3 separate regions of the Mus musculus genome follow, and regions 1 and 2 are each linked to region 3. Evidence: chromatin contacts called from ENCODE Hi-C or POLR2A ChIA-PET data. All regions are on one chromosome and are shown on one strand. The core of a region is the stretch at or near the end of the contact, and the rest is flanking DNA. Distances in the headings are between cores, read along the strand shown. Region 1 holds the start of Olfr1344 (olfactory receptor 1344). Region 2 holds the start of Zfp583 (zinc finger protein 583). Region 3 holds the start of Peg3 (paternally expressed 3).

Evidence for each region. A loop is a pair of places that touch in the nucleus more often than their neighbours do. ChIA-PET counts read pairs that join two places held with the same protein, here RNA polymerase II (POLR2A).
Region 1: a map of gastrocnemius shows a loop between it and region 3 (2.2-fold over the local background). The contact joins the promoter of Olfr1344 here to the promoter of Peg3 in region 3. A Hi-C loop is called at or near these places in 5 of 37 maps with a recorded cell type or tissue (Patski, gastrocnemius and left cerebral cortex). POLR2A ChIA-PET finds 5 or more read pairs at or near these places in 2 of 5 experiments (Patski and embryonic stem cell).
Region 2: POLR2A ChIA-PET joins it to region 3 with 10 read pairs in embryonic stem cell. The contact joins the promoter of Zfp583 here to the promoter of Peg3 in region 3. POLR2A ChIA-PET finds 5 or more read pairs at or near these places in 3 of 5 experiments (Patski and embryonic stem cell).

The regions. Positions count from the first base shown.
Region 1 is chr7:6,438,180-6,442,195 of GRCm38, reverse strand. Olfr1344 (olfactory receptor 1344) reads right to left here and starts at 2,294. Exons shown (of 1, transcript NM_177061.3): 1 at 1,329-2,294. The coding sequence starts at 2,294. The coding sequence ends at 1,329.
Region 2 is chr7:6,328,854-6,332,294 of GRCm38, reverse strand. Zfp583 (zinc finger protein 583) reads left to right here and starts at 1,861. Exons shown (of 5, transcript NM_001033249.3): 1 at 1,861-2,225; 2 at 2,979-3,040. The coding sequence starts at 3,032.
Region 3 is chr7:6,727,938-6,731,775 of GRCm38, reverse strand. It overlaps Peg3 (paternally expressed 3), which reads left to right and starts at 1,357. Exons shown (of 9, transcript NM_008817.2): 1 at 1,357-1,518. It overlaps Usp29 (ubiquitin specific peptidase 29), which reads right to left and starts at 1,193. Exons shown (of 8, transcript NM_001360502.1): 1 at 474-1,193.

The sequences.
Region 1 (4,016 bases), core at 1,045-3,544, 290 kb after region 3:
GACAGAGAAACATAGAGGACCAAAAGTCTGGGAGGTCAGAAAGAAGAGGTACTGGGGTAAATATGGTCAAAGTACGTAGTGTGAGTGAAAATATTCATAAACATCATCACAACGTACCATGAATTTCAGTCCCCCTGACTCTGCCTCCCGAGTGCTGAGATAACAGGCCTGCCCCACCACCTTTGGGTTTCTGAGATTGTTGAGTTTGCTTTTTGCCTGATGTCAGGGGTGCTAAAGCAAGGCCCTGCTATCTTCAAATTATTTTTACATTTTTAAGTAATTTAAAAAGTAAAAGAGTTAGGGCTGGAGAGATGGCTCAGCAGTTAAGGGTGCTGGCTACCTTGCAGAGGACCTGGGTTCAAATCCCAGCATCCACATGTTCCTCACAATCATCTGTAAATTCAGTCCCAGGGAATCCAGCACCTTCTGGTGTCCTTGGACACTGCATACACATGCTGCACACACATGCTGCACACACATGCACTCAGGCACACACACATATGTATAAAATAAATGCTTTTATTTTTTCAATTTTTTATACATTTTTACTTAAAATAGAATTACATTGCTTTTCCCATTTTCTTCCCTTCCTCCAGCCCCTCCAAGTATCCTCACTGCAGATTTAGAGATGCACAGATATTCTGTAATATTCAGACACCAATGGCCATTAATAGTTTTCTGGGTGCAGCCCCAAGTTTCTTTCTTGCTTTATCTGTTCTTGCTCGCTCTCCATTCCTCCCTCCCCCCTCTCCCTCCCTTCACAGTCACAGCAGTGCAGTAGCCACAGCAACTCTGAAAGCATTTCTCATCTAATTCTTTATTTGAAAGTTCCAGCAGGAATGTGACTCACTTCTAGGTAGAGTGCTCCTCTGGTATGCACTGGTAAGTCAACCATGCTTCATTAAAGGGCTCCACACCCATGAGTATCTAGGGAGCACAAACTGGACTCCAAGGAGTGATTTTATTAAGTTGAGGAGTGGATGGGGGGGGGGGGAGGTTAGATCTTGGACGATTTTAGGGAAGGCATGGGCAATGGACATGATCAAAATACAGTCTGAGAAATTATGTCAATAAAGACATAATATTCAAGATTTTTTCAAAGAAATCTCTATGTAGGGACATATCCATTTAATTCCAGCACTCAGGAGGCAGAGGCAAGTGAATCTCTGTGAGTTCGAATCCAGCCTGGTCTATCCAACGAGTTCCGGGCTAGTTAGGGCTATACTGAGATCCTCTCTCAAAAACTTAAAAATAAAACAAAAGAAGATACCTCCATGGAATTTGAACAGACCAGACTGAGAGAAAATTCTGTGCCCCGCAGAAGTCGCTTAGTGCAACACAATGCGCGTCCCCCGCAGCCGGGCCAGGGCATAGCGAGCTGCCATGTGGACCTCACGGTTTCGAAGGCTGTAGATGAGTGGATTGAGGACAGGTGTGACCACCAGGTAGAAAACTGCCACCAGTTTATGGTGTCTAGCAGGAAGATCACTAGAGGCTTTGGGCCGCAGGTACATGGCACTCACCGTGCCATAGAAGAGCCCCACCACAGCCAAATGTGAGCTGCAGGTGGACAAAGCTTTGTGGCGACTTCCAGCAGAAGGCAACTTGCGCACAGCAGCCAGAATCCAGGTGTAAGAGGCTAGGATGAGGACCAAAGGTACCAGGAGGATGGGCACGCCCAGGCCATAGACCAGCCTGTAGTTGGCTGTGGTGTCCGCACACGCTGTCCTCAGCACCGCAGGTAGCTCACAGAAGAAGTGGTCCACCGCTGCCCTCCCAGGACAGAAGGGCAGGCGTAGTGCAGCCACCGCATTGGGTACAGAGAGTGCAAAGCCCAGTGTCCAGGATGCTCCAGCCAGCGCTGCGCAGCGGGGGGCGGTCACCAGGGTCGCATAATGCAGCGGTCTGCACACAGCCAGGCAGCGGTCCAGGGCCATCGCTGCCAAGAGGATGGCCTCGCAGCTGCCCAGGGAGATGCCCACGTACAGCTGCGTGCCACAACGTACCAGGGAGAGGCGGGCACTGCGCATGGTCATGTGTGCCAGCGCCTGCGGTAGCGTGGTACTCACATAGGCTGTGTCCAGCAGGGCCAGGTGGGTCAGCAGGCGATACATGGGCCGATGCAGTCGTCTGTCCAAGGCTATCAGACCCACTAGGGCACCATTACCCAGCACAGTGGTGAGGTAGGCTAGAAGAAGTGAGGCCCACAGCAGGGGGCGCAGGGAAGGTGGGGCCCACAGTCCCAGCAGCAGGAACTCTGTGGTTCCTGAATCATTGAGGGTTCCCGGGCCCATCCTGGAGACAGAGACAAATAGCAGGGTCACTGCAGACAGTCTGAGCTGGGAGTGTAAGGGATGGCAGGACCCAGCTCCTTCTCCATTAGTCTCCCTTCCCAGCACTCTCCTTCCTCATTTTCCCGCCTCATTTTCCCTCTCCTCCCACCACACACACACACACACACACACACACACACACACTCCAACTCTTAAGTTACATCTTGTTTACCCCCGCCCCTCACCCACCCCCCCGTGCCTCTTTATGGTTACAATAGCTTGCTGTTGTAACTTGCACATATATTGAAGGAAAAAATGTTTCTGAGTCTGAATTTTTCCCTCATAAAATAAAGGTTTTGAGTGAGAGCCCAATGAGCTGAGCTTAATCTTTGACAAACTCACACAATGGAAGGAGGCAACCAACCCTAACCTCCACATAACACACACACAAAGACACAGACAGACAGACAGAGAGACAAACAGAAAGACAGTGAGAGAAGAAAATAAATAAATTAAAATACATTATTCATATCGTTTTGTAAAAGAATTCTCTCTCTCTCTCTCTCTCTCTCTCTCTCTCTCTCTCTCTCTCTCTTTCTCTCTCTCTCCCTCTCTTCTCCATGAGCTGGACCTGAGATACACAAATATCCAAGTCTTCCAGTGGTTATAAACCCACTGAAGTCATAGGTACTTGGAAGTCAATTGTGAGACATGCCTATAGACATACCTAGCAAATATTGGGTCAAGACCGTGATAGAAGAAAGATGGAGAGAGAACAAATCGCTCAGGAGCATTTCTGCCCTATGTGCACACAATTGCTTTGTACAACGGGCTCTCTGGATCACAAAACATCTTATTCATTCCCTGTGGGTGTCCATTACGAATCTGAAGCCTCAACAGACTCACCTCCCAGAAACTCCTATCGCCTCCTTTACCACATGGATTCTTTGCCCAGTTCCGCACTCAGACTTGCTCCATAGCTACACATCCCCATCATGGAGTAGATAGATGCTTCCCACCTCCAAGGATACACAGTATGCTCGAGGCTCCTGGGCTCGGAAGCAGGAAAAACAGCAAATTATCCAGGCTGTGATCAGGTAGGAGGAGTTAAAGCCCTCTACCCAGATCCACAGAGAGTTCTGACACAGAGGGACTGGGGGAGCAATTACAAGGCTCCTCGCCTTGCTCTCTCCCTAGGTCAGGACATTGGGACCACACTTGACTCTCACAAGAACCCATTATTGGCCATCAGTAATGAGGCTTCAGTGGGTTGATCTCGGCCCTGGGTCCCCATGGGCCCCATCTACCTTTTCTAGATGTGAGACTGGAGGTCACCCTGAGAGAAAAGCTAGGAAAATTCCTCTCTGTTCTATCATTGTCTCCATCTCTCTTTGAAGGTTCCTTATCTAATAATACTTCGGGGCTTTTCCTTTTTATAAATTTTAGTTACATGTATATACAAGATTTCTCTGTTCTTCTTGAGTTTCATGTGTTTTTCAAACTGTATCTTGGGTATTCTAAGTTTCTGGGCTAATATCAATGAGTACATATCATATGAGTTCTTTTGTGATTGGGTTACCTCACTCAAGATGATGCCCTCCAGATACATCCATTTGCCTAGGAATTTCATAAATTCATTGTTTTTAAAAGCTGAGTAGTACTCCATTGTGTAAATGTACCACATTTTCTGTATCCATTTCTCTGTTGAGAGACATCTGGGTTCTTTCCAGCTTCCGGCTATTA
Region 2 (3,441 bases), core at 612-3,111, 400 kb after region 3:
GCCAGAGACTGAATCAACAAACAGAGAGCGAGCTTGGGTTGGACTTAGGCCCCTGCTCATATGTAGATGAGCGGCTTGGTCTTCATGCGGGTCCCCCAACAATTTGAGCAGGGGTTGTCCCTGAGCCTGCTGCCTGCCTGCCTGTGGATCCCTACCCCTACATCCCTGACAGCCTTATCTGGCCTCAGTGGGAGAAGATGTGCCTAGTCCAGCAGTGACTTGATGGGGGGGACGGGGAATTCATACCCAGAGAAGTGGTTTCTCCTCAAAAATGGGGAAGGTGGAATTGGGGGGCGGGCAACGGACTTGCGTGAAAGGAGTACTGAGAGGAGAGAAAGGGCTGATATTGGGTTGTAAAGAGAATAAATTTAATTAAAAAAAAAGAATATTATCCAAAATAGCCCCCCAACTTCTTTTTTTTTTCTAGCAGCCCCCCCCCCCCAATGGCTGACTTAACCTAGGGCTTCAAGCATTCTAGCTAGGCAGGAGCTCTATCATTGGGTTACAGCCCTAGCGCACTTCCTCCCCAGTCTATGTTGGTTCCATAAAGATGAAGATTTTGGTCAGGCGGGGTTCATTGTTGTGTCCATTTCAGAGTCTGACATACAGAAGGCGAGTAATGAATGATGCGTGAAAAGGTAAGGCAGAGAGAAGGTAAACAAACAAGGGAGAAAGAAACCCAGCAACGTGGGCCCTGAACCAGGAGATGACCAATTTTCATCCGCTGCTCTGGACAGGGCACCGGCCAGCTAGCACTGCGCATGCGTGCTCGAGCACAGCCCCCCCACCACCACCACCACCACCACAACTACCCCCACCCCCGACTCCTCGTCTAAGAGACCGAGGAGAGCAAGCAGCTCCTGCGCAGCCTGAGTGAGTTCTGGTTCTGACGACCGGAAGGGAAGAGACAGAATTCAGCGGAGATTCTAGGACCCCCGAAAGCCGCGCCCTAAAAGGCGTTCCCAGCATGCCTTACGCCGCTCCAGTCAAGCGCAGTACTCCACCTCCCAGAGGCCCTTGCGCGGAGTCGCTCCGCAGCCGCGCCTTTGTGAGCTCTACCGGCGCCGCGAGATCGAGCCCCGGCCCCGGCCAGATCTGCCTCGGCGCCGAGTGAGAGGTGACGAGGACTGAGGAGACGCTCGGTGAGGATCAAGGTACCGCGTGGGAGAAAGTGTAGTGGGTGCAGAGTGACCGTGCGAGACCACGCCACCGTATATGAGGGGCCTATTATGATTGTAAGGTTGCAACTATGTGAGACTGAGGCGGTGACAATGTATGTGACATTATAAGACAGCACCCCATAATGGGGGGAGCCTGTGACTGTGAGTATGGAGATACATGAAACAGAGAGAGAGGCTTGTGCCAGTGTGTGATAGCGCTAGGGGATGTGTGTGGGAACATGAGTGAGTGACTGTGGCTGAGCCTGTACACTGTGTGAGACTGAGGTGGTTATCATGTGTGTGACAGTATGAGACCACCCACTTGCATGAGGGGGGCCTGTGACTGAATACTCTGTGAGACTAAAAGACTGTGACAGTGTATGTGATTGTACCGGGGAGGGATCAGCTGAGTGACAGTGTTAGACTGGATCACTGTGTATTAAGGACTTCTGACTGTGAGACTAAATACTGTGTGAGACCGAGGCTGTGACATTGTGTGTGACAGATTGTGACAATATAAGGGATCATGTGGGAGAATGTGTCTGAAGACTCATATGACAGTGAGACCCCACACCGTGTGAGGGGGTCTGGTACTGCATACACTGTGTAAGACTGAAAGGCTGTGACAGTGTGGGTGACTGCACAGTGGAGGGTGTATTATATGTGAGCACTTTGGAGTGGGGATCTGAGTGGCAGTGTCAGACCACACCTTGTGTACGAGATGCCTGTGGCTGTGAGACTGAATACTGCTTGAAACTGAGGGGTTGTGACAGCGTGTTGACTGTATATGACAGCATGTGGGAGAATGTGTTTGGAAACCTATCTGACAGGGTTGAGACCAAGCCACTTTATTGTGAAGGCCTGAGGCTTGAGACTGTGCCAAGAGTACTGTCAGGGCCTGTGACAGTTTGTGAGACTGAATGCTGGCTATGACATAGAGTGAGAGGCTGGGACAATAGGTGTAGCACTATGAGACCATGTCACAGTGTTGAAGGGCCTATGATGGTGTATGAGACTGTGAGATCCCATAAGGATGTGTGTGAATACACAAGACTATGCCACCAGGTACAAGGGGGGTCTGTGACAATGTGGAATGTGGGGATAAAGACGCCATGAGGGGCTTTGAGGCTGCATTTGGGACTATGTGATATTATTACAGCAAGACTTTTGCTACCAGCTGGGATGGAGCCTGTGACAATGTATGGGCCCGAATAACAGTGTATAGGGCTATTTCATTGCATCTAAACAGTGTAACTGTTTGAGACAGACAGTGCTGGAAAATATGTGACAGTATGAGATATCATAGGGGGGGAAGGGCGGGGGGGGGCATTTGTAGGGTATCCTGATCCTGGTCCACTGTCTTCTAGATCACATGGTCCCTTTGCTACCCACTCTGTGCAAAGTAGCTTCACTTGATGGCCTACATCTCATCCTTATGGAAAGGGTGGAGATATACTTCCTTTTAACGTCATCTATACACTATAAATTCCAGTCTAGTTTCCAGTTTGGCACAGTTATTTTCTCAACTATTGCCTTGTGTATCTTCAATGATGTAAACCTTCATGTGTGAAAGGTGGAAGATTCTAATCTAATAATGCCAGTCTTAAATTGCTCAGACATAAGTGAAAGAGATAACTTAGACATAAAATATATGTTGAGTCCCAGAACTATACAGTACATAGGAAAAGCATTGTTAAATGTAGGGATACCTCAAATGCATGTCTGTGGAGGGAGGAGAAGGACAGAGGTGTGATGCTGGGGCTGCAGGATACACCTGGAACTTACAGTTTCCTGTTTCTGTCCACTTTACTTTCTTAGGACACCTCCCTGCTCCCAGAAACACAGCCATACATTCTTGAAGCTTTAACGCCATGTCCAAGGTAAGAAGCGTTTCTTTTTCCCTGGAATGCCACCTTATTTATCAGTCAGGCTAAACCACTTTGATTTCAGAAATTCAGCTGCCTGACAAAATCTCCTCTCTCCAGTGACTTGCTCTTGTTCTCCACTGCAACACAAGAGCTAGTCCCCCAAGACTAAGCTAAGAGCACCCTTTCCCCCGGCCAGCAAGGACGCAGTTCAGCCTCGCCTGTGGGTTCAGTGCTCTTAGGAACTCACTCTAAGAGGCAAAAATACATTTTTTTTGGTGGGATTATGTAAGCTCATATTGTGGGTATTAGAGGTGTAGATGTGTGTGGTAGCTTTTCTCTACAATCTCTGGTTTGAAAGGAAATAGGAGGGCTTTTGGGGGGTCCAGAGTTTGGGCATTTGGCAGAAACTCATG
Region 3 (3,838 bases), core at 108-2,607:
GTGTCTAATAAAAAATACAACCCGGAGTTTTAGCAGACACACAAAAATACAATTTGTGGATTTACTGGAATTCAAATCTGTTCTGCAGAGTACATTCTTAGTCATAAGAAAAGATGCTCCGTAAATACCCCTGTAATTAGTCTTTCACACACCTGTGCTTATTCCCTTAAATTTCTTGGCAGTGAAATGGTTCCATCAATAGTACATTAACAAACTTTTAATAATTCATCGATTTTACTGCCAGGGAAGAAATACCATTTATCTGCCAAGGAAATTCATGGGCACAGAGAATAAAGCCAAAATCATCTTTCTGTAGTCTGTTCTCCCCTCCCCCATTCCTTTTCCTAGAGGTAACCAGTTAAAAATTTTTTTTTTGCAAATTGTTCCAGAAGCTTTGCCCACATTTGTATATTTTTTAACAAAGAAATAAATGAGAGAGAAAGAAAGAGAGAAAGAAAAAAAAAACCACTTACCATTTCGTTTCTACAAACTTCGGCAACGGGTTTTATTTCATTGGGATCTATTCCGATCCAGGTCCTTTATGGCAGCGATACCTCCGTTATTTTTCCTGGTGACATAGGAATGTCTTCTATCAGAGGCAGGCTTGGTAATCTACCTGCTTGCTCTCCTCGCAATTTCTTGCTATTCTATGCAGTGGATTCACGCAATGATGGTTGACCACATGCGATTCAGCGCGCTGCCATAAACCGCCTTCACCCGGTATCTCAGGTTGGCGTTTCGCTATGCAGACAGTCAGGTCAAGATTCTTCCAGCCATTTGCATTGTCCTGTGACTTGCGGTCTCTTTTGCCCCCTTTTTTGCTTTGCTTTTGTCCTTCCCTTGTTGGTTTCCAATAGCTCTTCGTTTATTAAGGAAATTAGCTTAGTGCTTGGGTGTTGCAGGCAGAAAAGTCCTTTCTTCCACCTTTATCGTTCGTGGTTAGACCTCAACGTATGTGTTTCTGTCTCGATTTTTCATGGTTTTTCTTTTTTCCCGATTTTAGACAAATATATGCTTGTCGTTTTTCCCTCTCTCTCTTCTCAGGTTTTGCATTGGGGCATCATTAGTAGGTATTTCTGATTCACCCCGATTTCTTTTGGGGGGGCTGCATCCCTTCACACCCACATCCCATCCCCCTTTTCCAGACTCTGCTTGGGGGCCCCTAACACTGACTCCGTTGACGTCAACTCCGTGCCTTGGCGCCAAGCTGTTGCCTTGACAACAGCAGTCTGATTGGCAGGGTGTGGGAGGCGTGGTGAGGGCCCAAAGCGGGGAATGGGGTCTTGGATTGGTTAGAGAGGAAGCTCCGCCTCTGCAGAGGACCCTGACAAGGAGGTGTCCCGCAGCCCTTGCTGCAGACGCTGGGGAGTCAGGAGTCGCGGGAGGACGAGCATCGGAGGAGAAGCGGAGAGATGTCCACCCTGGGCTGGTGGCGCCGCCGGGCGCCCGGTTCAGTGTGGGTGCACTAGACTGCCGACCCTGGTCGGGGTGTGTGCGTAGAGTGCTGTGCTCCGGGAGGTGAGTCAGCCGGCCACCTGGCTGCTCTGCAGCATGCACCCTCTTAGATACCGTCTGCAGAGTTCAGATGGTGTTTGGGGTGCGTTGCCGCGGGCCAGGGGCGGCAGACCATATCACGGCTCCCAAGGGTAACTGACAAGGCTGCAGACTGCGCCTTCGGGAAGGGGGAATCACCACGGAGCGGCCGTGTTGCCGCAGGGATGCCATTTAGGTGACAGGGATTTAAAGAGGTATTCTATAGGTCCAGGCCTCGGAGCCTCAGGGTCCCGCGATCTTAGGGTCTTAGGGCTTTAGGTGTGAACCACCCAGAATCCCGGGAGAATCCAGGCTCCCTGTCTCATCTGCGTGGCCAGCCACGCAGATGATGCAGAAGTCCTGTTACAAGACCACCACAGTGGACATCAGAGTGCCGTCTCTGAGCAACCTCTTCTGTGGTTTCATTTTCTTTGCTCAGCAAAGTCTAAGGGCTATGCGGTTAACCCGATCGCCAGGTCGTCTGGCTGGCAGGGTCTTCGCAATCTAGCCATCTACCGCTAAGCGCGGCACTGTTCTTGGGGGCGGGTCTTGTTTTGCCGCAGTGGCGGTGGGCGGGGCTGAGGGCAGCTTAGGGGCGGGACTAAAGCAGAAGCTGTGAGATACTTTTCGGCTCCACCCAGTTGGCGCCATCTTGGAGGGTGGAGACAGGTTTGCTGCACAGGCTTATCCTGATTGGCTGCCTATGGTGGGGGCGGGGCCATGGCGGACTCAGCAGGCCCAGCCCGCTTGGCGCCATCTTGAAATGACCGCGGATTTGCCGCGCAGGCGCCGCTTTAGCATCAGATAAAGAGACTAAAAGGCCGAAGTGGCTTGAGTCTATGGGGTGCTAGCTCCTCTGGCTCTTCCTTTGCTAGTTGGCAGTAAAGATGCACCCCAGTTGTCGGCTTATCTGACTGGCCGAGTGGCCTAGACCCTCACTCAGTCTTAGTTTGCCGCACGAATGCTGCCATCTCGCGGCCTTCCATTTAAAGGATGGAACGGCAGGCTCAAACAATCCATTTTTCTGTGGCTAGATTTTGGTTGCAGAGCCTCAAATTGACATCAAGTGACGGGTCTTTTGACCCTGGACTGTATCTGGCTCCATTTATGAGGAGCACTGTGGGGTTTATGAAGAGTTAAAAAGTGTCGCCCGGTTGTCTGGAGGGAGAGGCTATCGTCCTGAGTGACTGACAGACAACAGGACCTTGTTCACCTTTGCTGGTTATACCCGCGCCACAGACAGAAACTGTAATAGGTGCCATCATGAGTGACAGCCCAGATGGCTGCAGGAGGTGGGCTTTAGGGAGGGGTTATTATTCTGAATGACAAGGCCTCATAGCTCCGCCCATCCTGGCGCCATCTTTCCTGGCCAAGGGCGGGGCTTCGATGCTCTGCAGGTATCTTGAATGACAGCTGGACGGGCATGCTGCATAGAGGCGGGCTATAAGGAGGGGCTTTATAATCCTGAGTCACCACAAAGCCCCACCTACCCTGACGCCATCTTTGCTGGCTGATGGTGAAGAAGGGAGTGGCAGGGCGGGGCTATGAAGAGTGGCTGCTGATATAGTGAGGCACAATCTTGAATGACAGCCCATCCGGCTTCAGGGGGTGGGCCTGAGGGTGGGGCTCAGGCCTTGATTGACGTGGCCACACAGCTTTATGGGCCTGTGAAGTTCTCAGCGGGTGTCATCTTGAGTGACAGCTGGATGTGTTTGCGGCAAGAGGCGGGTCAGGAGGAGGGGCTCTCTGGTCTTGAGTGCTCACAGAGCCCCGCCCAATTTGGCGCCATCTTTGCCAGCAATAGCTGGCCGCGCTAACCTTTATGGTGCAGACGCCATCTTGAATGACAGGCTGGCTGGGGGTGGGATCTGAGGGAGGAGCTTTCTTGTCATGATTGATTGGAAACCAGTTCCACCCACCTTGGCGTCATCTGTTTGCCATACATGGTGTGTCTGAAGTGATCACTGAAGGTGCCATTTTGATTGACAGCTGGACTGGCTGGCTGCAAGAGGCAGGCTAGAGAGAGGATTTATGGTCCTGAGTGCTAAGCTGTCTTGCAAGGGGCAAGCCCTAGGAAGGGGTTATTATCCTGACTGATGGTACAACTCACCCCTGTCTATCCTTAGCGTCACCACTGTTGGCCATGGGGAGGCGGTGTCTGAAGTAAGGGTGTCATCTTGAATGACTGCAGGACTGGCCGGCTGAAAGAAGCTAGCCAAAGGGGTGTGGTCTCTCTCATTCAGAATGAGCAGGGAGCTCTGCCCACCTGACGCCATCTTTGCTGACGTTTCTGGTGCAGTAGCCA